7 separate regions of the Homo sapiens genome follow, and regions 2, 3, 4, 5, 6 and 7 are each linked to region 1. A link is a contact called in ENCODE Hi-C or POLR2A ChIA-PET data. All regions are on one chromosome and are shown on one strand. The core of a region is the stretch at or near the end of the contact, and the rest is flanking DNA. Distances in the headings are between cores, read along the strand shown. Region 1 holds the start of ZCCHC8 (zinc finger CCHC-type containing 8). Region 2 holds the start of EIF2B1 (eukaryotic translation initiation factor 2B subunit alpha). Region 3 holds the start of RNF34 (ring finger protein 34). Region 4 holds the start of POP5 (POP5 ribonuclease P/MRP subunit). Region 5 holds the start of RILPL1 (Rab interacting lysosomal protein like 1). Region 6 holds the start of ATP6V0A2 (ATPase H+ transporting V0 subunit a2). Region 7 overlaps RNF34 (ring finger protein 34).

Evidence for each region. A loop is a pair of places that touch in the nucleus more often than their neighbours do. ChIA-PET counts read pairs that join two places held with the same protein, here RNA polymerase II (POLR2A). Pooled maps may share reads with other maps.
Region 2: a pooled map shows a loop between it and region 1 (10-fold over the local background). The contact joins the promoter of EIF2B1 here to the promoter of ZCCHC8 in region 1. A Hi-C loop is called at or near these places in 1 of 168 maps with a recorded cell type or tissue (psoas muscle) and 8 of 50 pooled maps.
Region 3: a pooled map shows a loop between it and region 1 (11-fold over the local background). The contact joins the promoter of RNF34 here to the promoter of ZCCHC8 in region 1. A Hi-C loop is called at or near these places in 5 of 50 pooled maps. POLR2A ChIA-PET finds 5 or more read pairs at or near these places in 3 of 52 experiments (A673, CD4-positive, alpha-beta memory T cell and T-cell).
Region 4: a map of naive thymus-derived CD4-positive, alpha-beta T cell shows a loop between it and region 1 (9-fold over the local background). The contact joins the promoter of POP5 here to the promoter of ZCCHC8 in region 1. A Hi-C loop is called at or near these places in 1 of 168 maps with a recorded cell type or tissue (naive thymus-derived CD4-positive, alpha-beta T cell) and 6 of 50 pooled maps. POLR2A ChIA-PET finds 5 or more read pairs at or near these places in 1 of 52 experiments (naive thymus-derived CD4-positive, alpha-beta T cell).
Region 5: a pooled map shows a loop between it and region 1 (4-fold over the local background). The contact joins the promoter of RILPL1 here to the promoter of ZCCHC8 in region 1. A Hi-C loop is called at or near these places in 1 of 50 pooled maps. POLR2A ChIA-PET finds 5 or more read pairs at or near these places in 2 of 52 experiments (BJ and WTC11).
Region 6: a pooled map shows a loop between it and region 1 (11-fold over the local background). The contact joins the promoter of ATP6V0A2 here to the promoter of ZCCHC8 in region 1. A Hi-C loop is called at or near these places in 5 of 50 pooled maps. POLR2A ChIA-PET finds 5 or more read pairs at or near these places in 3 of 52 experiments (AG04449, CD4-positive, alpha-beta T cell and GM10248).
Region 7: a loop to region 1 is called in a pooled map, with 5 times the contacts of the local background. The contact joins the enhancer-like site here to the promoter of ZCCHC8 in region 1. A Hi-C loop is called at or near these places in 1 of 50 pooled maps. POLR2A ChIA-PET finds 5 or more read pairs at or near these places in 4 of 52 experiments (B cell, GM12878, T-cell and 1 more).

The regions. Positions count from the first base shown.
Region 1 is chr12:122,499,572-122,502,504 of GRCh38, forward strand. It overlaps ZCCHC8 (zinc finger CCHC-type containing 8), which reads right to left and starts at 1,361. Exons shown (of 14, transcript NM_017612.5): 1 at 1,071-1,361. The coding sequence starts at 1,269. RefSeq lists enhancers at 329-1,020, 1,021-1,714, 1,210-1,289, 1,490-1,549, 1,600-1,779 and 1 more and a silencer at 920-1,069.
Region 2 is chr12:123,631,953-123,635,303 of GRCh38, forward strand. EIF2B1 (eukaryotic translation initiation factor 2B subunit alpha) reads right to left here and starts at 1,734. Exons shown (of 9, transcript NM_001414.4): 1 at 1,593-1,734; 2 at 393-494. The coding sequence starts at 1,605. GTF2H3 (general transcription factor IIH subunit 3) reads left to right here and starts at 1,877. Exons shown (of 13, transcript NM_001516.5): 1 at 1,877-1,920. The coding sequence starts at 1,908. RefSeq lists an enhancer at 1,761-1,950.
Region 3 is chr12:121,398,742-121,401,776 of GRCh38, forward strand. RNF34 (ring finger protein 34) reads left to right here and starts at 1,377. Exons shown (of 6, transcript NM_025126.4): 1 at 1,377-1,477. The coding sequence starts at 1,472. RefSeq lists enhancers at 920-999, 1,485-2,016, 2,017-2,548.
Region 4 is chr12:120,579,421-120,582,771 of GRCh38, forward strand. It overlaps POP5 (POP5 ribonuclease P/MRP subunit), which reads right to left and starts at 1,982. Exons shown (of 5, transcript NM_015918.4): 1 at 1,923-1,982; 2 at 1,695-1,837; 3 at 354-503; 4 at 94-177. The coding sequence starts at 1,942.
Region 5 is chr12:123,531,903-123,535,213 of GRCh38, forward strand. RILPL1 (Rab interacting lysosomal protein like 1) reads right to left here and starts at 1,817. Exons shown (of 7, transcript NM_178314.5): 1 at 1,272-1,817. The coding sequence starts at 1,580. RefSeq lists an enhancer at 818-1,635 and silencers at 1,851-2,540, 2,560-2,745.
Region 6 is chr12:123,711,033-123,714,051 of GRCh38, forward strand. ATP6V0A2 (ATPase H+ transporting V0 subunit a2) reads left to right here and starts at 1,321. Exons shown (of 20, transcript NM_012463.4): 1 at 1,321-1,650. The coding sequence starts at 1,534. LOC105370042 (a long non-coding RNA gene) reads right to left here. Exons shown (of 3, transcript XR_945477.4): 3 at 1,734-3,019. RefSeq lists a silencer at 1,146-1,695.
Region 7 is chr12:121,423,626-121,426,701 of GRCh38, forward strand. It overlaps RNF34 (ring finger protein 34), which reads left to right. Exons shown (of 6, transcript NM_025126.4): 6 at 1-723. It also overlaps a transcript of KDM2B not described here. Among named protein-coding and RNA genes, the nearest start is that of MIR7107, 19 kb to the right of the region's middle. RefSeq lists an enhancer at 1,885-1,964. Within about 2 kb of position 1,751, at least 8 of the 41 ENCODE cell types and tissues checked have a DNase peak (open chromatin) inside an H3K27ac peak, as active enhancers do; they include B cell and GM12878, where a contact is called at or near this core.

The DNA.
Region 1 (2,933 bases), core at 111-2,610:
AGGCTTGAGCCACAGCGCCCGGCCTCAACTTTTTGTATTCTGAAAATTTTCCTCACAATGTGGAGGAAGACGACATTCTGAAAAAATAAATCGCGCTTCACAAACCTTAAAAACTGATATACTGACTGGGCGCCGTGGCGGGCGCCTGTAATCCCAGCTATTCGGGAGGCTGAGGCAGGAGAATCGCTTGAACCCGGGAGGCGGAGGTTGCAGTGAGCCGAGATCGCGCCACTGCACTCCAGCCTGGGCAACAGACTGAGACTCCATTCCCCGACCCCGTCCCCCTAAAAAAGCTAACATATCAGCCACTTTCAGTTCTCTACAAATTTTAAAAGGAAAACTACCCGAACCAAAGTTATCTATCTACCTATAAAACTCTACGAACGTAAAAAAAAACATACTAGCAAATCAAGAAAAATCTGCAATCTTGTAACTCAAGTCTAACAGAAACTTCTTTGGCGCGTTTTCCTCAAGGCGTTGCAAAGCATCTTCAGCACAGAAGCGAGCTCCGAGTGGAAGAACTCTAAAATTAATCCCCAATTTTAATCAAGCAATTAACCAATTATCTCAGCACACCCGGATTCCTTGAGGCCCCCAACTCTGCATTCTGGGACCACTAGCGTTTGCCCCGGTATAAAAACCGATCCCGCGTCTAAGCAGCCGGTATTTCATCACCTACAACTGTAACATGACGGCACAATTTGAGCGTGGCTGCGAAATATGAAACCTCACCACGACCTCAAACAGAGGGGGGCAATTAAGGGCTTGTGTACAATCTGTCAGGTGAGCAGCCTAAAATAACCCTAAACACGGCACCCGGGTGGGAGGCAGGAGTGGGTCTGGTCAGGAGACGGCCTCCCTGAGGGGAAGAGGTCTGCGCCGAGGCAGCCTGCGCGCCCCGAACCCTAGACTCTCGGTCCGCCGGCGGGTGACAGAAAGCACTTGGAATTCTGGCCCTCCTGGAACTTCCGCCCGCGCCCTCGCCCTCGCCCGGCGCTGCCCCGGCCCCACGCCTGGCGCTGCCCCGGCCCCACACCCGGGTGACAGGGCCCAGCGAGAGGAAAGGATATTCTCGGCGCGGAGCTGCTCGATGGTCTCCTCGCACTGCCGAAGCCGCTCCCGTAGCTCCGCGTCGCCGACCCCATTTTCGTCCTCCTCGTCGCCGTCGTCGTCCTTGAAGCGAGTGTGAACGGGCTTCGGAATCGACTCCTCTGGGTGGTCGAACGGCTCGAAGAGCTCTAGATCGCCAAAATACACCTCTGCGGCCATTTTGGGCTGTGGAAAAGATTCGAGAAGAGGCGGAGCCGGCCACCAGGGCTTGGGGAAGAAGGTTGGAAGGCGGCACCACTCTCTAGAGCTCTGGCCGCACGGAGCCACCCGCTAGGGTTTTCTCCAGACGCAGGCCGCGAAAGCTGCACACGGGGCGGGGCCAGTCGCTAGAGACTACAACTCCCGGAATGCAGCGGGGCCTATCGGGCTTGCGATTGCCCGGAGGACGGCATGCTGGGACGTGTGGTTTCTAAGCGACTGGTACTCATTGTCTGCATTGCATCCTGGGATTGGTGCTTTTTGAAATGTGAAGAAAGCTGGAGTAGGTCAGAATGCGCTAAAGCAATCTGGGGGCAGGGCGGGGTGGCTCACACCTGTAATACCAACTACTCGGGAGGCAGAGGTGGGAGGATCACGTGAGCCCAGGAGTTGGAGACCACCCTGGGCAACAGAGCGAGACCCAGACACTACAAAAAAATATAAAAATTAGCTGGGCGATTGTAGTCCCAAGTACTCGGCAAGCTGAGGCGGGAGGGTTTGAGCCCAAGAGGTCGAGGCTGCATTGAGCCCAGATGGCGCCACTGCACACCAGCCTGGGAGACAAAGCAAGACCCTGTCTCAAAAAGAAAAAGAAAAACAAAAACCAGTATGGGATGTTCCTGTTAGGCAACTAAGGGTGAAAAATCAGAGCACGACGCATAGCTTCTCACAGATTCTGGTGTGCGTGCCACACCAGAGAATAAGGAACTCCATAGCCTGAAAGGGAACTGAATAAAAATAAACATAAAAGAGAATAAGAAACTCCAGCTTTGCTACAGAGATGACTGTTGTAGATTAGTTTATTGAGCTTGCTTCGTTTTTAATGTAAGATTAGCTAGACTCAACTATTTGTCTGTTGAGGCTTTCTGTCATTCAATCACATTATTTACTTACACCTTCGATGGGCCAGGCACTTGTCTAGGACCTGAGTATGGTTACAAGAGTAACCACAATAGAGTAATTCCTCCTCTCACGAAGGCTGTAGTCCACAAAAAGCAACAAAAACCCCATAATTATAAATGTTCCTGTTCTTGGGTCGAGATGGTTGTTGATGGATATTGATCACACAAAGAAATGTGGGCCGGGGGCGGTGGCTCACATCTGCAACCCCAGCACTTTGGGAGGCCGAGGCAGGTGGATCACGAGGTCAGAAATTCAAGACGAGCATGACCAACATGGAGAAACCCTGTCTCTACTAAAAATACAAAAATTAGCCAGGCGTAGTGGCACACGCCTGTAATCCCAGCTACTCAGGAGGTTGAGGAAGGAGAATCGCTTGAACCCGGGAGGCAGAGGTTGCAGTGAGCCGAAATCGTGCCACTGCACTCCAGCTTGGGCGACAGAGCAAGACTCTGTCTCAAAAAAAAAAAAAAAAAAAAAAAGGTGAAAAACACAGGAAGTTATGAATATTTAACAAACACCCTAGTCTGTGGGAGTCAGTAAAGTGAGGAAGTGAGACTTTAAGGATCGGCAAAGTTGGGGGTGGGAGGATGGAAGAGTGTCTTAGGTGTAAGGACCACCATGTTGAGTGAAAAGGCAGAGTGGAGCAAGATGAGGTTGGAACACTGCTAGGTCAGTGCTCAAAGGCCCTTAAGGAAGCCTCTTTCCGTTTACAACATTGGGAA
Region 2 (3,351 bases), core at 484-2,983, 1.1 Mb after region 1:
GACAAGAGCAAAACTCTGTCTCAAAAAAAACAAACGGCCGGGCACAGTGGCTCACACCTGTAATCCTAGCACTTTGGGAGGCCAAAGCGGGCAGATTGCCTAAGCTCAGGAGTTCGAGACCAGCCTGGGTAACATGGTGAAACCCTGTCTCTAAAATACAAAAAAATTAGCCGGACAAGGTGGTGCACACCTATAATCCCAGCTACTCAGGAGGCCAAGGCAGGAGAATTGCTTGAACCCAGGAGGCGGAGGTTGCAGTGAGCCAAGATCTCGCCACTGCACTCCAGCCTGGGTGACAGAGTGAGGCTCCGTCTCTTTAAAAAAAAAAAAAAAGAAAAGAAAAAAAAGACTATCCTAAGTCCCAGAGTGTTAACAGATGACTCTCTATATACCTTTATCTCTCTTCAAGAACTCCAGCAACGTCCGGATGGCAGCCACTGCTGAGGCCATGTCAGGATCTTCTTTCATCTGAGACTTAAAGTATTCAATTAACTCTGGAAAAAGGGAAAAAAGTGATTCACCTAATTCATTTAGCAGCCTATAAGGCAAGAGAGCTTGTTAATGACTGTTGACTTTAAGAAGCAAACAATTTAAAAAATACTTTCTTTTTAGGGTATTTGGTTTCAGGGATGCAATAAATGTTGATGGGAATAGAGAAAATACCACTTTGCTGTTTGCAAGAGCTCTTTTTTATTTTGAAAAAGCTACTGGTGGCCGGGCGCGGTGGCTCACGCCTGTAATCCCAGCACTTTGGGAGTCCGAGGCGGGCGGATCACGAGGTCAGGAGATCGAGACCATCCCGGCTAAAACGGTGAAACCCCGTCTCTACTAAAAATACAAAAAATTAGCCGGGCGTAGTGGCGGGCGCCTGTAGTCCCAGCTACTTGGGAGGCTGAGGCAGGAGAATGGCGTGAACCCGGGAGGCGGAGCTTGCAGTGAGCCGAGACTGCGCCACTGCACTCCAGCCTGGGTGACAGAGCGAGACTCCGTCTCAAAAAAAAAAAAAAAAAAGCTACTGGTGTGCAAGGCCTAAAAATTAAGCCCGAGTAAATGATGATGAAAAGTCATTCTCTCTTCAGCCTCTTTGGTCCTAAAATCTGAGAGGATCCCAGAGTCAACCATCTTGCCAATTTCTCCTGCACCCCTCCAGACAGTCTATGCTAATACATGTCTATTCACATACACATATATGTTACAAATATTATACATGGAGTTCCACCCACTCCCCTTTATTTCTTTACATGAAAAGTGTATTAGTTTGCCCTTGTTTTTCACTTAATAACCATACTAGATGAGCACATCAAATATGCCTTATTCATTCTAATTTTAATGACAGATCCAACAAGGCAGGAAGGAGACTGGCACTGGGAAGGAGCGTATGTGTGGGAGGGATGCCTGCAGATACTGCCAGGGCGCATCCCTGAAAACAAGAGCAGCGCGAGGGATTTAGTTGTGACTCTGGAAACACAACCAGCGGAGCAGCCTGAAATTCAAAAGAAATCTCTTCGGGAGCTCAGCCTGGATGTGAGAGGTTGGGGGGACCCCTGAACGGCGCTGCTGTAGCCTAGCAGCCCTGGCCTGTCTTGATTTACCCTTGTCGTCCATGGCGTCCTCCTGCTGCGGAGCCCCAGGGGACCCGAGCCGCCCGCGCTGTCTCGAACGGGTCCGCCGGCCGCGCCGCCTGCGAGCCAGTCTGACAGCGCGCTGCACACCTCCGCACCCCACTTCCGGCGCACTTCCGTACCCCTCTTCCGGCGCACTCCCCGCACTCCACTTCCGCAGATTAGGGGGCTGGCACGAGTCACAGCACCTCGTGCGTCACTTGGCGGCGCCGGACGTTGGGCTGCGCAGGATTTGAGACGCTCCCCTGACCACCACTTGCTCTGCGCTGAGGTGCTGGGACAGCCATGGTTTCAGACGGTGAGGACCCTGCAGGGCGGGACTTCGACTCCGGGGCTCGGCTGTCTCGGTCCGGCTACGACTGGCCAGATGGAATGTGTCTTTTGGGCTGGATAGAATCCGTTTGGTCTTTAGAGGAGTAGCCAAGGCATTCAGTCATTCATTCAGTAAATAGTTTTGGATCGCCTCCTGTGTACAGGCATTATTTTCTGGATTTTAGCAGAGATCGTGACAGACAGGGGCCTTAGTGGAGGTTACAGTCTACTGGGTGAAACAGATGACAATAAATAAAAATAATTTCGGCCGGGTCGCACCCCGGTGGATTAGGCCTGTAATCCCAGCACTTTGGGAGGCCGAGGAGGGAGAATCGCTTGAAGCCGGGAGTTCGAGACCTGCCTGGGCAACACAGCCAGACCCCATCTCTACAAAAAAAATGAAATATTAGCCGGGCGTGGTAGCGCGTGTCTGTGGTCCCAGCTACGCGGGAGGCTGAGGCGGGAGAATCACTTGAGCCCAGGAATTCGAGGCTTCAGTGAGCTATTATGGCAGTACTGCACCCAGCATGGCCGACAGGGCATGACCTCGTCAATAAAAAATTAAAAAATAAATTATTTTTCAAAGGATGAAAAGAGCTATGAAGATGATGTAACAGTACGGTCCTAGTTACAATAGTACATTGTGACTAGGATTGAGGAGGAGCTGTTTTAGATAGGGGCCTAGGAAAAGTGCAGGATATTGAAACCGACTTGAATGATTATGTGAAGTTCTGGGGGAAGTGCACTTTAAGTGCATGGGCCCTGTGGCAGATTGAGCCACCAAGTTACACTGAGAAGGGAGAAATGGAGAGCTTGCGGGTAGAGGATGGTGGGGAGACTCATTCATACATTAAACTACCACATACAGAGTCAGATGTCTTGAAGATTTAAAAGGAGGCTAGAGGGATGAGATCAGAGAACCAGCCAGTTTCAGGTCATGCAGGGCCTTATTGGCCGTGATAGAGAAGTTGGCCTTTATTTTTAGGTGCAATACAAAGACATTGTAGAGTTTTAAGCCAGAAAGTGTTATGATCTGGTTTGCAATTTTAAAAGATCACTGTGGCTGTTGTGTGGAAAATGGACTGTGGGGAGCAAGAATAGAGATAGGGGAGTCCTTTCAGGAACTGTAATAATTGTCCATCCTCTCTTAATTGATGTGAAACCATACCACAACCCTGTGAGGGAGGCAGGCCTGGCATTGCTCCTGTCTACAAATGAGGTAGCGAACTAAAGAAGGAAATTCACAGGGTCATTGCATGTGTATAGATGCACACCTTTCTTTACAGGCAACGCTTTTTCTGTCTGGCAGACACAGTTGTATTAAGTGCTTCTGTCCTAGGTGCTTTGTTGTGTGATTTACACATTTTTTTGTTTTGTTTTTCTATTAAAAAAGAAAAAAAGTGGCTGGGCACAGTGG
Region 3 (3,035 bases), core at 127-2,626, 1.1 Mb before region 1:
TGCGTCCTACATCGTGAATGAAAGGCTTTCTGTACATTTTTCCAAAAAAAACCTAGGACTATTATGGATAAGAAGTGACATTATCTGAGCAGCACTTGAAGCAAGAGAAATACATACTCTGATGCATTATTTCAGTCTAAGGAAGTGGCCTGCCACGCACTCTCTCTCTCTCCGTGTGTTTTAATCTAATATAGCACAACTTGTCGAAGCAAATCTATAATGTATATAAATAACAGAACAGTCTTAGGTCCTCATGAAGAGCGAACTGACTTTTTTATGTTTAAAATCTTAAATACTGGTTAAGTTAGAGGTGAGATTAAAAAGTGTAGGAAAATCGGCTGGGCCCGGTGGCTAATCTCAGCACTTTGGAAGGCCGAGGTGGGCGGCTCACCTGAGGCCAGGAGTTCTAGACCAGCCTGGCCAACACAGTGAAAACCAGTCTCTACTAAAAATAGAAAAAATTAGCCGGGTGTGGGGCGGGCGCACGAAGTCCCAGCTACTAGGGAGGCTGAGGCAGGAGAATCCTTTGAACCCGGGAGACGGAGGTTGCAGTGAGCCGAGATCACACTATTGCACTCCAGCCTGGGCAAGAGCAAGACCTTGTCAAAAATAAAAAAAAGGTGTAGGAAAATAAACTGTCATCCAGTACAGCTGAAGAAATCGATACCTTAATTTACAACCTCAGTTTCTCTGTCCAAAGGCAATTCCAAGACTCGAGCAAATTCTTTTATTATGCTACGATTTTGGTTATTTTGAATACAGCTTTTCAAAGAGCCCTTGGGATTTGAGAGCCCTTGGTTTTCTAAGTGTTTTCAATAAGTCTTGTTTTTAAAGGCCGCGTCCTAGCGAGTGCAGCTGCCGCTCCTTACCGGACCCACGAGTGAGGAGCCCCGAGGTCATCACCGAGCATGAACGCGGGAACGTCTGGGAAGGAAATCTGAGGCCCTGCTCTGACGGTCATAACAAAGGCCTTCGAGCCAACCGGCGTGTTCAAATTCACCACGGCCCTTCCCGCGCTCCCCTCCCCGGAAACTTGACCACCTAGCCCAGAAAGCCGCAGCAGCTTCCTCAGGGACGCTATCTCCCATTTCAAACACCCAACCGAGAAAGCAGCGCCGCAGCGCGCCTTCCGCCACGCCCAGGTCCGCAGGTCTTCGCTCGGGGCGGAAAAGAATCCTCCCCGCGCACTCCCAGCCAGGAGGAACGCCAGAGGCCCCGCCCAATCCCTGTCGCTTCATTGGCTCTGGTGACCGGCCTCCCGAAAGTCGGCTTCCTATTGGTCGTCGTGGCCGCCGCTCTGCGCTTTTACCGGGGCACGCGGCGAGCGTGACCACGCCCCTTACGTCCGGACGCTCGGTCGCCTCCCGGGGCGCGGTAATCACCGCCCAGAGGGAAGGAGGTCGGCAGTGTGAGGAGCTGCTATGGTGCTGAGTTTCCTGGTAGAGCCGGCCGAGCTGAGGCGGTCGCGGCCATGAAGGTGAGGGGCCGGTGGAGCCGGACAGACCCTCCTCGCCAATCCTATCCTGCCAGGGCACCTGAAGCGCCTCCTTTCTTTCCGCCTTAGCGGTTACCTAGTCGTCATCTCGGAGAGCTGCGCTGAGGGGGGTCGCTTGCCCGGCTTCAGGTGCCCCAACCGAGCCAGGGCAGGCTGCCGGACCCTCTCGAGCTCCTCCAGTGCCACCCCCGTCAGCGACCCGAGCGGTGGGGAGAAGCCGGGCGTCCCTAGCGTTCGCGCCGGGTGGGCCCCTCTCTGCGCCGGGCCCTGTGCGCCTCCTCGGGGGCCTGAGGCAGAGCCGCCAGGGCTCGCCTGAGCCTCGGTCCCTTGGCGCGCGGCGTGCCCTTTCCCGCCCCGAGTCCTTGAACTAACCCAAGTGTTGGGGACATCGTGGGACCGAGGAGAACAGGAGGGGTGCAGGGGGTGGTGAGGCTAGGGCCAGGCTAACGGGTTAAAGAACTCTCAGGGTGGGGATGCCACCCGGAAGGGGTGCTTCGTAGGCTGCACGTCGGGGCCGCGAACTAGAGAAGGCTGGATGTGCCTCCATCGCCACTAGGTAAACGCAGCAAGGAATTTGGCAGCTTGAGTTCTCCAAGGTGGGAGTGAGAGCGTGGGAGCATTACTGATGAGAAGTTGAAGAAAAGGGGAAAGGGGAGCGGGGTTTCCGGCCTACTTCTGAGAGATGATTCTCAACCCGATCACTGAGAGTTCTGAAGAGCTTTGTGAACAGCAGTCAGTTCAGGGTATTGATTCATTTGCCGAACTCAAACCAAGTGGGATGAGTCATAAGGTGATGATAACTTTCAGACCTAGATGGTTTCGTTAATCTCAGTGCAGAGGTGTGCTGGGGGTGGGTAATCTAGCAGGTGAGCTGCTAGATTAACGCTGTCTCCATAAAGCGTCAAAGATTTACTATAGAAGATTGAAAAAGAGTGTCAGCTGGTCACAGAAATTCAGCACATGTTTTGTTGAACGTTTTCTGTGCGTTAGCCAAGAGGGAGACATGGTGAAGAGAAGTAATTCAAAATACAGTCTCATCCCTTAGGAAGGCAGTTTACCATTCAAAAGAAGAGTTATTTGTAAGTAACCATATTACAAGGCAGAAGGCTATAGGTATCAAAAAAAAAAAAAAAAAAAAGGCAGGGACAAAACACAGGAGCCAGAAAGGATACTTCTGGCTACAGAAAGCAAGGAATATTTTTGGAATAGGTAACTTTGGAACTGTGCCTTGAAGTATGAGGATATTGTAAAAGCTTATTTTTAACTTTCCAGTTTAGTTATAAAATATTATTACAGCTTGAAATATCTATTAAAGTATCTAGAAGTAGCTTTATTTCCTGAAAACCACCCTCTGCTGTGTTAAGATCCAAAAACAAAGCAGGGATCTTTATATATAATGCCTCGAAGAATCAGTATCTTTATTAATATTAAATTTGTGGCCCATTAAGGAACTAGCTATCGAAGGAAAGAATTAGAGACAGGTCCAGTGTTGAAATTTTTAAACAAGTTCTTTGAAAACAGACGTGTGTTTTGAATTGAA
Region 4 (3,351 bases), core at 732-3,231, 1.9 Mb before region 1:
GGCAGATAACAGGGATGAAAGATATCTTTGGGAGTGATTTCTTCAGCTTAAGGTCAGTCACTGCTCAGTGGGCACTGGGCTAGTGTTGCTTACCTTCATCAGTGCAGTTCTGCAACAAGATCAACAGCTGTCTCCTGTTGTACTGAATTAGGAACTTCTGACATGTTCTTATTGTACCTGGCATATGAGTTACTGTGGTCAACAGCTTGTGAAAGATCTCGACCTTACAGACTTTCAGAGGTAGGGGGAAGTGTCTTGTTAGCGGGACAGCAGCAAGACCCACCCACCAGTTTAGACTGAACTGTGAACGTGTCACCAATTGAAAATCAGTAGCCATACCACCTCACTCCTACCTCCCACATGTAATGTGTTGAAAAAGCATGGGTAACGGTGTCCTTTGTTCTCCAAGTATGTGATGAAGGGAAGAGCTGACCACACAAGCTGATAGAATTCTTTTCTGCATCGAAGTAGCACTATTCCAGTATAGGCATTGAGATATCGAACTACAACAGGAAAGAAAAATCATTTTGGAAAACTTTTGCTCTGTGTGGTGGCTCACGCCTGTAATCCCAGCACTTTGGGAGGCTGAGGCGGGCAGATCACTTTAAGTCAGGAGTTCGAGGCCAGCCTGGCCAACATGATGAAACCCCGTCTCTACTAAAAATACAAAAATTAGCTGGGTGTGGTGGTGCGCACCTGTAATTCCAGCCACTCAGGAGGCTGAGGCATGAGAATCGCCTGAACCCAGGAGGCAGAGGCAGCAATGACCCCCGATCTCGCTGCTGCACTCCAGCAGCCTGGGCAACAGCCAGACTGTCTCGAAAAAAGGAAAACTTTGGAGTAACAGAGCCTACTATGTGCCAAAAGTATGTTGTAGGCAAGTGGCACGTAGATCTATCAGCGAGTAAAAGAGAAAAGCCAAAACACCCACTGTGTTGCACACCACTCAGAACTGGTGAATGAATTTAGAATTGAAAATGCTTTCTAATTCACTAGTTAATTCAATAAATAGGAGCAGGTAGGAGGCGATCCGTTTTAATTTAGGAAAAACCCCCACAAAACCCTTGCCTGAAAAACAGGCTGTTTTACTGCATTTGGGCTCCGTAATTATTGTAGCAGTCAGCTCTCAGTCTCACCTGACTTAGGAGAGTTAAGTCTATCTGCATTTAACTCTCCAGAAGTCAATCTCAAACAAGGTTAAAGTGGGAACTAATTTAAGTGGTGTGAAAGAAGGGCCCCTCTGTCCTAGCTCATCCTGTATTTACATATATTGACAATCATGTGTTCTGTACTTTACCAACTATTTAAGGGCTTTCCCGGAGTACTTTTGACAATTTTTTTCCATATGATGTTAATGTAATCGGTCATATAATAGCTCTTACTAGGAAGTATACACAGCTTCCCTCATTTAATTCTCTACCCTATCAAATTCAATCACAACCAATTACAGAAATTACCTGTCAAGCAGGTAAAAAGAGGCTTCTAGCTCAAAGCCCCACTGCCTTCGGGCCCCTCCTTTTAGCGCTCTGCTAATTTCGGACTCTCGCTTGGGGTCCCAGGCGCTTAAAGAGATACCTTACAAAAAACGGTGCACGGGCTTGGCCACTCGTGCCCCTTCTTTCTTCCTCCGGCGCCTGCCCCCTCCACATCCCGCCATCCTCCCGGGTTCCCCTCTTCCCCCAGCGCCCTTGCACCCGCGAAGCCGATGGAGCAGGCGGCTGCGCCGAAAGTTCCGTGCACCCTGGCGATCGTGTCCCGTACGAGGCTGCTCAGAACTCGGTCATCGAGGCTTAGGCGGCAGCGGGGGTCGTCAGACACCAGTTCGCAGAGCAGGTACCTGCGGCAGGCGAGAGGAAGGTGGACACTAGCGGGGCCGCGAGGACCCAGCAAGGCACTGGGAGGGTCTGGAAGGGAATGCTTACCTGTGCTTGAACCGCACCATGGCTGCCTCCGCGCTCTCCGGTCCGGCGTGCAAACCGGATGTGAATTCTGTCCGCTGCCAATGGGAAGCTTGCTTCCGCAGCCTTTCAGCCATTCAGAGAAGGAGACAGGATATTAGGGCGGAGCTAGAAAGTTGAGAGGCCGAAGTCTGTCAGCTCTCTCAAGCCCCGCCCAACTGCGTTTGTAAGCGCGCATGCGTCCTGCGGAGGGTCACTGACTAGTTTGAGGGCTGAACCCCGGGATGGAGCGCCTTGCAGCTGTAATGGATGGTTCTGTTGCACACTGAAGTTTACAATAGTGTGTAGGATGTAGCCGCTACCCTTGGGGCCCTGGGAACCTTGCACCACAGTTATGTATGCGAGTATATTCTCTCCCCAAGGTGAACGGTGGAGCTTTTGAGGGCAAGACCCTGCACCTCACAGCCCAGGCATTGACAAACGGGAAATCGGACTTTTATTTTCAGGTTTGAGCTCAGTTTAATTCTTCCATACAGCTAAATATGCTATTGCTGTTTGGGCCTTTCAGCAATCTTAGGGAGGCGAGTGTGCCGTCTCGTTTTTTGCTCGCAGAAACAATACGTGGTCATTGTATTTTCCATTTCCGTTTACCTTTTTTTTTTGACAGAAAAGCACAAAGAAGCAAATAAATTATAATCCCAGCACTGAGAGAGAATAACTGTTGTCGTGTAGTGTGTTTTCTTCTGTCATTTTCTCCCTGCGCCAGTGGTTCTCAAAGTGCCGTCTGGGGACCACTGAGATTTCCTAAATTCACTCGATTTGGGAGTCCCCGAAGTCAAAATTACTTTCATAATAATGCTAAGATGTTACTTGTCTTTTTCATTCTCTCTGAGTGAACAGTCAAGTTTTCCAGAGGCTGCTTGACGTGATGACGTCACTGCTCTAGGAATTGTGTATTGTTTTTTAAACGTTTCTCAACTTTAATGTCCATAGTAAATATAACCCACAAAACTAAAAGCTCTTGGGCACCCTCAGTAACGTGTGTAAAGGGGTCCTGAGACAGAGAAAACAGCTTGAGAACTATGCCCTCTGTTAAATTATGTTTTTTCTTTTATTTTTAAGTATTTTAAAAAAAATGTCTTATGGGGTATTACATAAAGTACATATTCTTAAGTGTATTCATCTCAATGAATTTTTACATATGGATAGACTTCTATAACCACCTCCAAGATTAAAATAAAGAGCATTTCCAGTATCCCAGAAGGTTCCCTGAGCCCTCTTCCAGTCAAATTGCTTACTGCTATCAGCCACTATTACCACTTCTACCCTGCTAGATTAATTTTGCCTGTTCTTAAACTTTATATAAATGCAGCCAGGAGGCTGGCTGCAACCTCTGCCTCCTGAGTTCAAGCGATTCTCCTGCCTCAGCCTCCCGAGTAGCTGGGATTACAGG
Region 5 (3,311 bases), core at 567-3,066, 1.0 Mb after region 1:
TCCCAGAGTGACCTCGGAAATGCTGCTCAACTCTTGGGAGCCTGAGTTTCCTTCCTGCCCCTAGGGCATAGGGACCCATGAGGACGAGCACAGTCAAACATGGCAATGGTGCTGTTACCTACCTGTGGGTCTGCCCTCAGGTAAAGGGTTCAGACCCAGCTTTGGCTATTTTACTCCAAAACACAGAGATCCATCAAAGTACACAATAAGGGATGGCCTGCCCCTGAGGTTCAGAGAGGCCATCTGTATTTCCTGAGGCTGAACAGCAAGCTGGAGACTGCTCAGGCACCCTGATCCCTCAAGGAAAGGTGTTTCCTCCCATTCTCAGTCTGAAGGGGCTGCCAAGAGCATCCCTGGCTGAGGTTAGGGCAGGAAACCACATGTCTTTCACTTCCTTTTCTCCAGAAACCTCGTCTGAACTCCAGGCCCAGTGGGGAGGCCCTGATTCAGAGAGACTCCTGATCACAGGGCAGAGGCTTAGCCTTAAAGCCACCCCAAATCATCCCTTTCCCCCAATTCAAACAGGGTGGGGAGGAGACACGGGGGCTGGGACTCTCTCACCACTAATTTGGGACAAATTGCTCCTCCCACTGTGACCCTCGGTTTCTTTATCTGTAAAATGAAGATAGTCTCTATAGAGTCCTGTGAGGATTAAGGATAAAATCAGAGGAGAGAACACGGGCTACCACAGGTTCATAAGCTAGGGGAGTCCCGGGAAGAAAGTTGCAAATATGAACCCGAAGACTAGGGGTCACGAAGCTCAGTGGCTGGAGGTCACATTCCCTTTGCTCTGGGGAGACTGGGGGGGGGGGGGATGAAGAAAGGGTCCTGGGCCTGATGTCACATCTTCTTGGTAACTCGGGAGGCCAAGAGGCTTATTTCATGTCTGGAAGAGAATAATATGTCTAAGCACTTAGCTTATATGGTCCCATTTAATTCTTCTAAGGTGGGTCCTATTATGATTACCATTTGACAGGTGAGGAAATAAAGCACAGAGAGGTTAAGTAACTTACCTAAAGTCACACAGCTATTAAACGGTAAAGGTGGGATTGGAACTCCAGAGAACAGCTCTTAATCTCTCGGGTGGTATCTGCCAGCCACCCCTGGTCGGGCAAAAGAAGGCCAGGGCCTCCCTCCCTCCCCACGTCGGGTCTCCTCTGGTCCGGTCCCTGAACACACACACGTGCGCACCCACAGCTGCCCAATGCGGAAGAGCCCTTGGGTCCCCGCGGTCCCACTGCCCGGACGGACAGACCGAGGCCGCCGCCCACCTTCTGGTGCTTGCGCTCCTTCTCGATGCGGTCCATCCTCTCCAGGCGCAGGCGGTCCAGCTCCAGGCGCAGCTCGTCCAGCTCGGGCGCGACGTGGTGGCGGCTGACCAGCACCTCCAGGATCTCCAGGACGCGCACGACCTTGGGCATGAGGCGCGCGATGGCCTCGCAGCCGTGCTGGTCAATGACCCGCTCGAACTCGTGGCCCACAAGCGACGCGATGTCGTACACGTCCATGACGGTCAGCTCGGCCACGTTCTTCTCCAGCGCCGACTCGGCCGCCAGCGCCGACCCCCGCTCCTCCTCCATGGCCACCCTCCTGGCCTGTCCCCCGCCCCGCAAACTCGTGCAACTCCCAAACTTGCCGCTGTCGAGGGCCGGGCCGGCCGGGCCCAGCCTGGGCCGCGGGCGGGCGCGCTCAGCGGGCGCTGGGGCGAGGGCGCAGCGGGCAGCGGGCGGCGGGCGCGGGCGCGGGCACGGGCGGCGGCGCGGGGTGTGCGGGCCCGGGGTCTGGGCGCCCGGCTCGGCCCGGAGCTGCTCCCGAGTGGGCGGCGGCGGCGGCGGCGGCGGCGGCGGCAGCGGGGAGGGCGCGCGCGTGCGCAGGCCCGCGGCGCCTCCCAAGTTGGGATCCGAGTTGCGCTCAATGGAGCCGGGCCGGGCGCCTCGGGGCGGTGCGGGCCTGAGGGGCGGCAGAGCGCGGGGCCGGAGAGGAAGGGCGGCCCGCGGCTCCTCCGGGAAACTTTGGCGGCGGCGGCTGCGAGGCCGGGTGATCGCTTCCCCACAGGGAGGCCGCGCGCCCCGCCCCAATCCCGGCCTGGCCAGGGGCGCGCCCGCTTTCCGCCGCCCGGGGGCGCCCCGGGGTACCCCCCCAAGCGCCGACTCCGCGGCCTGCACTCCGGGCCCCCCTCTCCAGCCGCCGGACCCGCGGCGCCCCTCACCCGTGCCCCGGCCGCCCCTCCCCCGCCCGGCGCTGACTCCTCCCACCACCCGGCCGCCGGGAGGGGTCCAGGCCGCCCCGGGAGAGGGGGCCGGGGGCGCTGGTCTCGCGGGACGATTCGCTGCTCCGGGTAGCGGCCCCGGCCTTGGAGAGGGATGGAGGGGTCACGAGGAGGTCCCCGGGCTGGGGCTCATCCCAGGAAGAGAACGGGGACCCCCCCCGGCCCGCAGACACTCCGCGCAGACCCGGCCACCAGGCGGACTTGCAGAGGCGCCCGGAGAGGGGCCGACGTGTCGAGGAATGCTGGATCCCCGGAGCCCCAGGGCGCGCCTCCCCGAGCCACATCCATCACTGGCTCCTTGTGACATGAACGCCACTTCACAGTAGAGCGAAGCCCGCTTGGCATTCCAGCACCACGAGTTCTCTTGTCCCAAGGCCCCCTGTCCATTTGGGCTGGCCAAATCCACTTGTCCATCAGACCCCCTCCCACTCCCGGGAGAACGTTTCCTGAACCCAGAACCCCATCCACCCTCCCCGCCCCCCACGCAGGAGTTAAGGACCCCCTTGCAAACTCACAGTCCCCTGCTTGCCCCATCAGGATTGCTCTTAGCATCCTGAGTTTTCACCGTGTGGTTGCAGGTAGGTTTCCACCGTCAGATCTTGGCTCCTTGAGGGAAGAAATCTTAATGCCCTTGTAGCCATAAAGCGCACCCCAACGTGGCACGTATTGATTAAAAATCTAAAAGTTGGCCGGGCGCGGTGGCTCACGCCTGTAATCCCAGCACTTTGGGAGACTGAGGTGGACGAGGTCAGGAGTTCAAGACCAGCCTAGCCAAGGTGGTGAAACCCCGTCTCTACTAAAAATACAAAAATTAGCCGGGCATGGTGGCGCATGCCTGTAATCCCAGCTACTCAGGAGGCTGAGGCAGAGAGTTGCTTAAACCCGGGAGGCGGAGGTTGCAGCAAGCCGAAATCGCGCCACTGCACTGCAGGCTGGGTGACAGAGCAAGACTCCATCTCAAAATAATAATATAATACAATAAATAAATAAATAAATAGTAAAAAAAAAAAAATTAAGGCCAGGCGGGGTGGCTCACGCCTGT
Region 6 (3,019 bases), core at 71-2,570, 1.2 Mb after region 1:
CCACCTTGGTGGAGCTTCCATTCTAGCAGGGAAGACTGGCACTAACACACAGACAAGATAATTTCAGATGGTGGCAGGTGCAGTGAAGGAAATAGAACAAGGATGTGACTCCAGGGACAGTCTCAAGGAAGGGGATATGTAAGCAGAGACTCGACTGGGACAGCGGTGAGGTTGCGGCCTGGGGCGGGGGGCCACTGCTTCCCGGTCAGTGTGGGGAACACACACTGGGTGCTGTGTGATTCCATCGACAGGACAAGCCTGGAGGTGGCAAATTTAGCGAGACAAAATTGTCCTGTGGTGGCCAGGCCGGGCGGGAAGGGGAGACTGCAACTGAGCAGGAGGAGTCTTGCGAGGTCGGTGGGAAATGTTTGAAAACTGGATTGGGATGCTGGCTGCACACTCCAACTTCACGAAGAAGCCTAGGATCCCTCCGGGCGGCGGATCACGCCTGTAATCCTAGCGCTTTGGGAGGCCAAGGCGGGAGGATTGCTTGAGTTCAGGAGTTCGAGACCAGCCTGGCCAACATGATGAAACCCCTTCTCTATAAACATTTTAAAAACAAATTAGCCGGGTGTGATGGCGCGCGTCTGTAATCCCAGCTCCTCCAGAGGCTGAGGTGGGAGGATCGCTTGAGCTCAGGAGGTCAAGGTTGCAGCGAGCCGAGCTCGTGCTACTGCACTCCTCCCTGGGCCACAGAGGGAAACCCTATCCATAAAAAACCAGCAGCAGGGCCGGGCGCAGTGGTTCACGCCTGTAATCCCAGCACTGCGGAGGCCGAGGCAGGCGGATCACCTGAGCTCTGGAGTTTTGAGACCAGCCTGGCCAACATGGTGAAACCCCGTCTCTATTAAAAATACAAAAAAATTAGCTGGACGCGGGTGGCGCGCGTCTGTAGTCACAGCAACTGGGGAGTCTGAGGCTGGAGAATCGCTTGAACCTGGGAGACGGAGGTTGCAGTGAGCCGAGATCGCGCTACTGCACTCCAGCCTGTGGGACTGCGTGAGATTCCGTTTCTCTCTCTCTCTCTCTCACACACACACACACACACACACGCAGCAGCACAGGGTCGTGCACTAGGAACGGGTGAGCTTCGCGGCGTGCACACTCGGCGAGACTCCTCCAGGAAAGCCGGGGAGCCGCGCGGGATTTAGCTCTGCGTCCAGTCCGGCGGAGCGCCAGCTGCAGTGGTCGTACCCGCCGGGTTCGCGCTGGTTGGCCCTGCCGCCACGTCGTGCGGCGACAACCTCGGGCGTCCATTGGTCGGCCGGCGGGGGGGGCGGGACGCGGGGGCGGAACCGGAACCGGCAGTGGCTTGGGGGCGGGACCTCGCGGACTGCTGTGGCGGCAGCTGGAGCGGCGGCCGCGGTGGCAGAACCGGGGGCGGCCGCTGCAGTCTGGAGCCCCATAGTGCGGGGCCGCGGCCAGGCCACAGGAAGAGCTCGAGGCCCGGGCCGCACCGGCTGAGTGTGCGGGCCCGCGCGGCTCGGAGCCGCCGCCGCCCATCGAGCCCCTCCGGGCGCGGGTCGGCCCGCCATGGGGTCCCTGTTCCGGAGCGAGACCATGTGCCTGGCGCAGCTCTTCCTGCAGTCGGGCACGGCCTACGAGTGCCTCAGCGCCCTGGGCGAGAAAGGCCTGGTCCAGTTCCGAGACGTGAGTGTCGCCCGGGAGACGCGGGCCGCACCTGCTCTCCTGGCGCCCCCAATCCCGCGCATCGCTGGGGCCCTCCCGCGGGGAGCACCGAGGAAGGGCGCGCCCCGTCCCCATTGTCCAGACGGGGAAGATGACACCCCAGCTCAGCGGCCAAAGCTTCCCGGAGCGCGGGGCTGACTCCAGGGTCGCCGGCCGTCTGTGTGGTCGGCGGCTGCTCTGCCCCAGTTAGTTAGGATCGCCCGTGTGGTCTTCATCAGCTCCGGGCACCGAGCTCAGCGGGAGAACAAATCCCACAAAGGCCTCTTGGAGTCCTTTTGGAACTTTACGGGGGTTAGGGGGGCGCATTAACCAAATAAATAGGTCAACCAGAAAAGGTTTGCCATAAAGAAGAAACGGGGTGATGTGAAGGTGATTCGGGCGGGAGGTGAGTGTGAAGGGATTGTCGAGGAAGCCTCCCGGAGAAGGTGATATTTCAGCTGAGACCCAAATAGAAAGGAGCCAGCCGTGGGGAAGATCTGGGGAGAGGGTCCTTGTTGGAGGGAACAGGAGGAGCCCAGACAGAGCCAGAAATGGGAAGGAGCTGGATGTCATCTGCTTGAGGAGAGGGATTTTTGTGTTTTGGTCACTGATGCTTAATGCTGTACATACCATTGTGTGTAAGGACTTAAGAACTCAGTCATTGTTTGTCGAGTGGAAGCTGTCTCCCCAACAAGTAATAATAAACATTTGTTTGTCCATTTACTTGTTTATTGTTTGTCTCCACCAAGGACTGTCAACCTCTGAGAGTAAGTACCTTAACGCAGTCCTTGGCAGTCATTGGCATCGATAGGCATTTGTTGAATGAACAGACAAGCTTTTCTTGACTGCCCGCTATGTTCAGGCACTGTTTTTGGTGCTGGAGACTCGGTGGTGAGCAAGGCAGACACAGTCCCTGTGTTCCTGGAGCTTCCAGTGTGGGAGGAGACAGATTAAACACACTCTGATTATGAGCTGTGATAAGTGCTAAGAAGGCAAAGAACAGGGTGTGGAAGGGAGACCGTGAAGCAAGTACTTACTGACTGAATTGAAATCCACTCAGGCGAACATTTTATTTCCTGGCCACCACTTTCATCTCCTGACTGTTTCCCTTAATCTTCCTAAGGTGTCCTTAATTTCAAAAGGGATCAGCCCTACCCGAGATCTGATATCCATTGATATCAGATATCTAATACCAGATCAGCCCCATAAGGCAGTTGCAAAGTCATGGAGAGACTCCTGAGTGACAGGCGAGGGTGCAGGTAAGATGCAGGGCGGTTCCTGGTTCCTGGAGCCACTTCTGCAGTTGTACCCATTCACCTGATGGATGCTGCGCTGAGCTGTGAATAGCACC
Region 7 (3,076 bases), core at 501-3,000, 1.1 Mb before region 1:
TTTCAATGCACAGAAGGGACTGGAAAGTTATGTTCAAAGGCTGAAGCTATTTTAAAACATTATTTTGACTACTAAGTGGGGACAGAAAGATCCATCCTGAGTTGTGGAAACATTGGTCCATGCCGTGAGCCTGTCTGCCTGTGGACACGTGAGCTTCCCGGGCTCAGCTGGGCTTTATCACACATCCCGTGAACACTCATTGAAGTCAGCCTGTTTGCGCCATGTGGGCATCAGCCACTGCTGTCTTGGGAGGACACTTATCCTGTTCTCTTATTTCCCCTTCATCCTATTTTTAACTTAAACTGCTCAGATGTTTGAAACTTCTGTCCTCTTTGGATGAGATCAGTGTCCACAAGTGGCCGACATGGAACATGCTGAGCAGTGGCTCCTCTGAATGTTCACTTTATTAGTCATGTATATTTTAAATGCTAACATTTGATGAATGTAAGTTTCCACATTGTTGCTGTTTCTGCATTTAAACATAATTGGGAACAACTGACATTCTCTAGTCGACTGCCAGGGCCTTAGACTCCACATGTCCATTTTTGTTCAGGTATAGCTTTTTATAGCAAGGGCTGCATCTAGCTTCTTTTATTAGAAGTGTGTGTGCTAAATTCCTTATTAATGTGTAATCAGTTTACATTGTTTTGTATAGTGAAGGTGTATTTTCAGTGCTACCCGCTAGCTGATTTTAACTTTAGGAATAAAATTAGTTTTAAAAGCTTTTGTTTACATTGTCTTGGTCAGTTCCTAAATCAAGTGACCTGGCCTAGCACCCCTCTTCAGAAGAGATGGTGGGAGCACCTTCAAAGATGTCACATGGGGGCCGGGTGCGGTGGCTCACGCCTGTAATCCTAGGACCTTGTGAGGTTGAGGCTGGAGGAATGCTTGAGCTCACAAGTTCAAGACTAGCTTGGACAACATGGCGAAACCCTGTCTTTGGAAAAAATTAGCCAGGCGTGGTAGTCCCAGCTACTCAGGAGGCTGAGGTAGGAGGATGGCTTGAGCCTTGGGTGTGGAGGTTACAGTGAGCCAAGATCACACCACTGAAATCCAACTTGGGTAACAGAGCCAGACCTTGTCTCAAAAAAAAAAAAAAAGAAAAAAAAGAAAAAAACAATGCCACATGAGCAACAGTGCTTACATTTCCTGCTTGCTTATCAGTAAGGTTAACTGCTGATGTGCTGTTTCTTGTGTCCAGGTATTGCGCTAGGTGCTGTAGTTGCCTCTGCAGTCCTCAAAGCAACTTTCTGAAATAAACATTGCTTTGCTTCTCTAACCTCTGAGAAGTTAGACTTGTCTAAAACCTCATGGTTAAAAAGTGGCTATGCAGAATTTGAACCTAGCTCTGATGCCAGAGTTGCTCTTAACCCTTCCAGTACCACATAAGAAATGAGAAACTTGGGCCAGGTGTGGTGGCTCATGCCTGTAATCCTAGCACTTTGGGAGGCTGAGGCGGGTGGATCATGAGGTCAAGAGTTCGAGACCAGCCTGGTCAACATGGTGAAACTGTCTCAACTAAAAATACGAAAATTAGCTGGGCATGGTGGCGGGTCCCTGTAATCCCAACTACTCAGGAGGCTGAGGCAGGAGAATCGCCTGAAACTGGAAGGCGGAGGTTGCAGTGAGCCAAGATCGTGCCATTGCACTCCAGGCTGGGCGACGAGCGAAACTCCGTCTCAAAAAAAAAAAAAAAAAAAGAGGAACTTGAGCTATTATGCAAAAATGTTGTGAAATCTCTTTTAGGTCCAACTTGACTTGACTCAGGATGGTTGAGTTGAGACCAACTGTCATTTCAGTGCAGCTGGGAGTGGCCACTTCTCAGAGTCTGTTATCTCCTGACTGTGCAGTGAGTAACACATATGGCCTTGGGTGCTCAGAATTTATTAGTCCATCAACAGAGCTGAAAATACCTGTGAACACCAGGAGGCAGATGCCCCTGTGCTTTGGGCAGAAAGTTTGTGTGGCTAATAGTAAAGAAAAAAATTTTCTGCTTTTGAAGATCAAAGCATGTAAATCAAGGCCTCCCACTTGTTTGTCTGCAACCACAATTGGTAGTAACTGGCTTGAGCAGGTCATGGTTTCCCTTTAGAAGCAGCATAAGTTGCCAGAGTTTTGTGGGCACTTGTGCTTTTTGTCTAAACTTTTTTTTTTTTTTTGAGACAGAGTCTCGCTCTGTTGCCCAGGCCGGAGTGCAGTGGCGTGATCTCAGCTCACTGCAAATTCCACCTCCTGGGTTCATGCCATTCTCCTGCCTCAGCCTCCCAAGTAGCTGGGACTACAGGCACCCGCCACCACGCCCGGCTAATTTTTCTGTATATTTAGTAGAGACGGGGTTTCACTGTGTTAGCCAGGATAGTCTCAATCTCCTGACCTCATGATCCACCCGCCTCTTCCTCCCAAAGTAATCTTTTGATGAGACTCTGGAAATCTTAACATTTCCTCCAAATTGGTAACTTGGTGGTGGCAAGTCTTTAAATCCAGGCCATAGAAGCTAAGCAGTAGGTGCTGGTTTTGTCTAAACTTAAATTCAAAAATTCAGATTTATACAGTCTTAGTTTAAAGCAGTTTAATGTTTACTCTTAGATTTGTGTATTAAGTTTTAGTGGCTTCTTTATAGAAAGAGTACAAAATGCTTGGTGGATTTTTTAGATAGTAGTTTGAAGTAACCCTGGTTTATTAGCCAGATAATAGAAATGTCAGACAACAGAAATGTTTAGTGTAACAGGCTTGATACTTGGAAATTGGCTTGTTTGGCAGAGGGCAAGCATTTCCCCCTGGAATTTGAATTTTTAAACTGGCATGCCTTTCTACCCCCTCCCCCCCCTTTTTTTTTTAAAGACAGAGTCTTGCTGTTGCCCACCCAGGCAGAGTACAGTGGCATGATCATAGCTCACTACAGTCTTAACTTCTGGGCTCAAGCAGCCCTCCCGCCTCAGCCTCCCCAGGAGCTGGCATATAATGCATACCACCATGCCTGGATAATTTTAAACAATTTTTTTTTTTTTTTTTTTTTTTTAGACAGAGTCTTGCTCTGTTGCCCAGGCTGAAGTTCAATGGTGCAATCTTGGCTTAT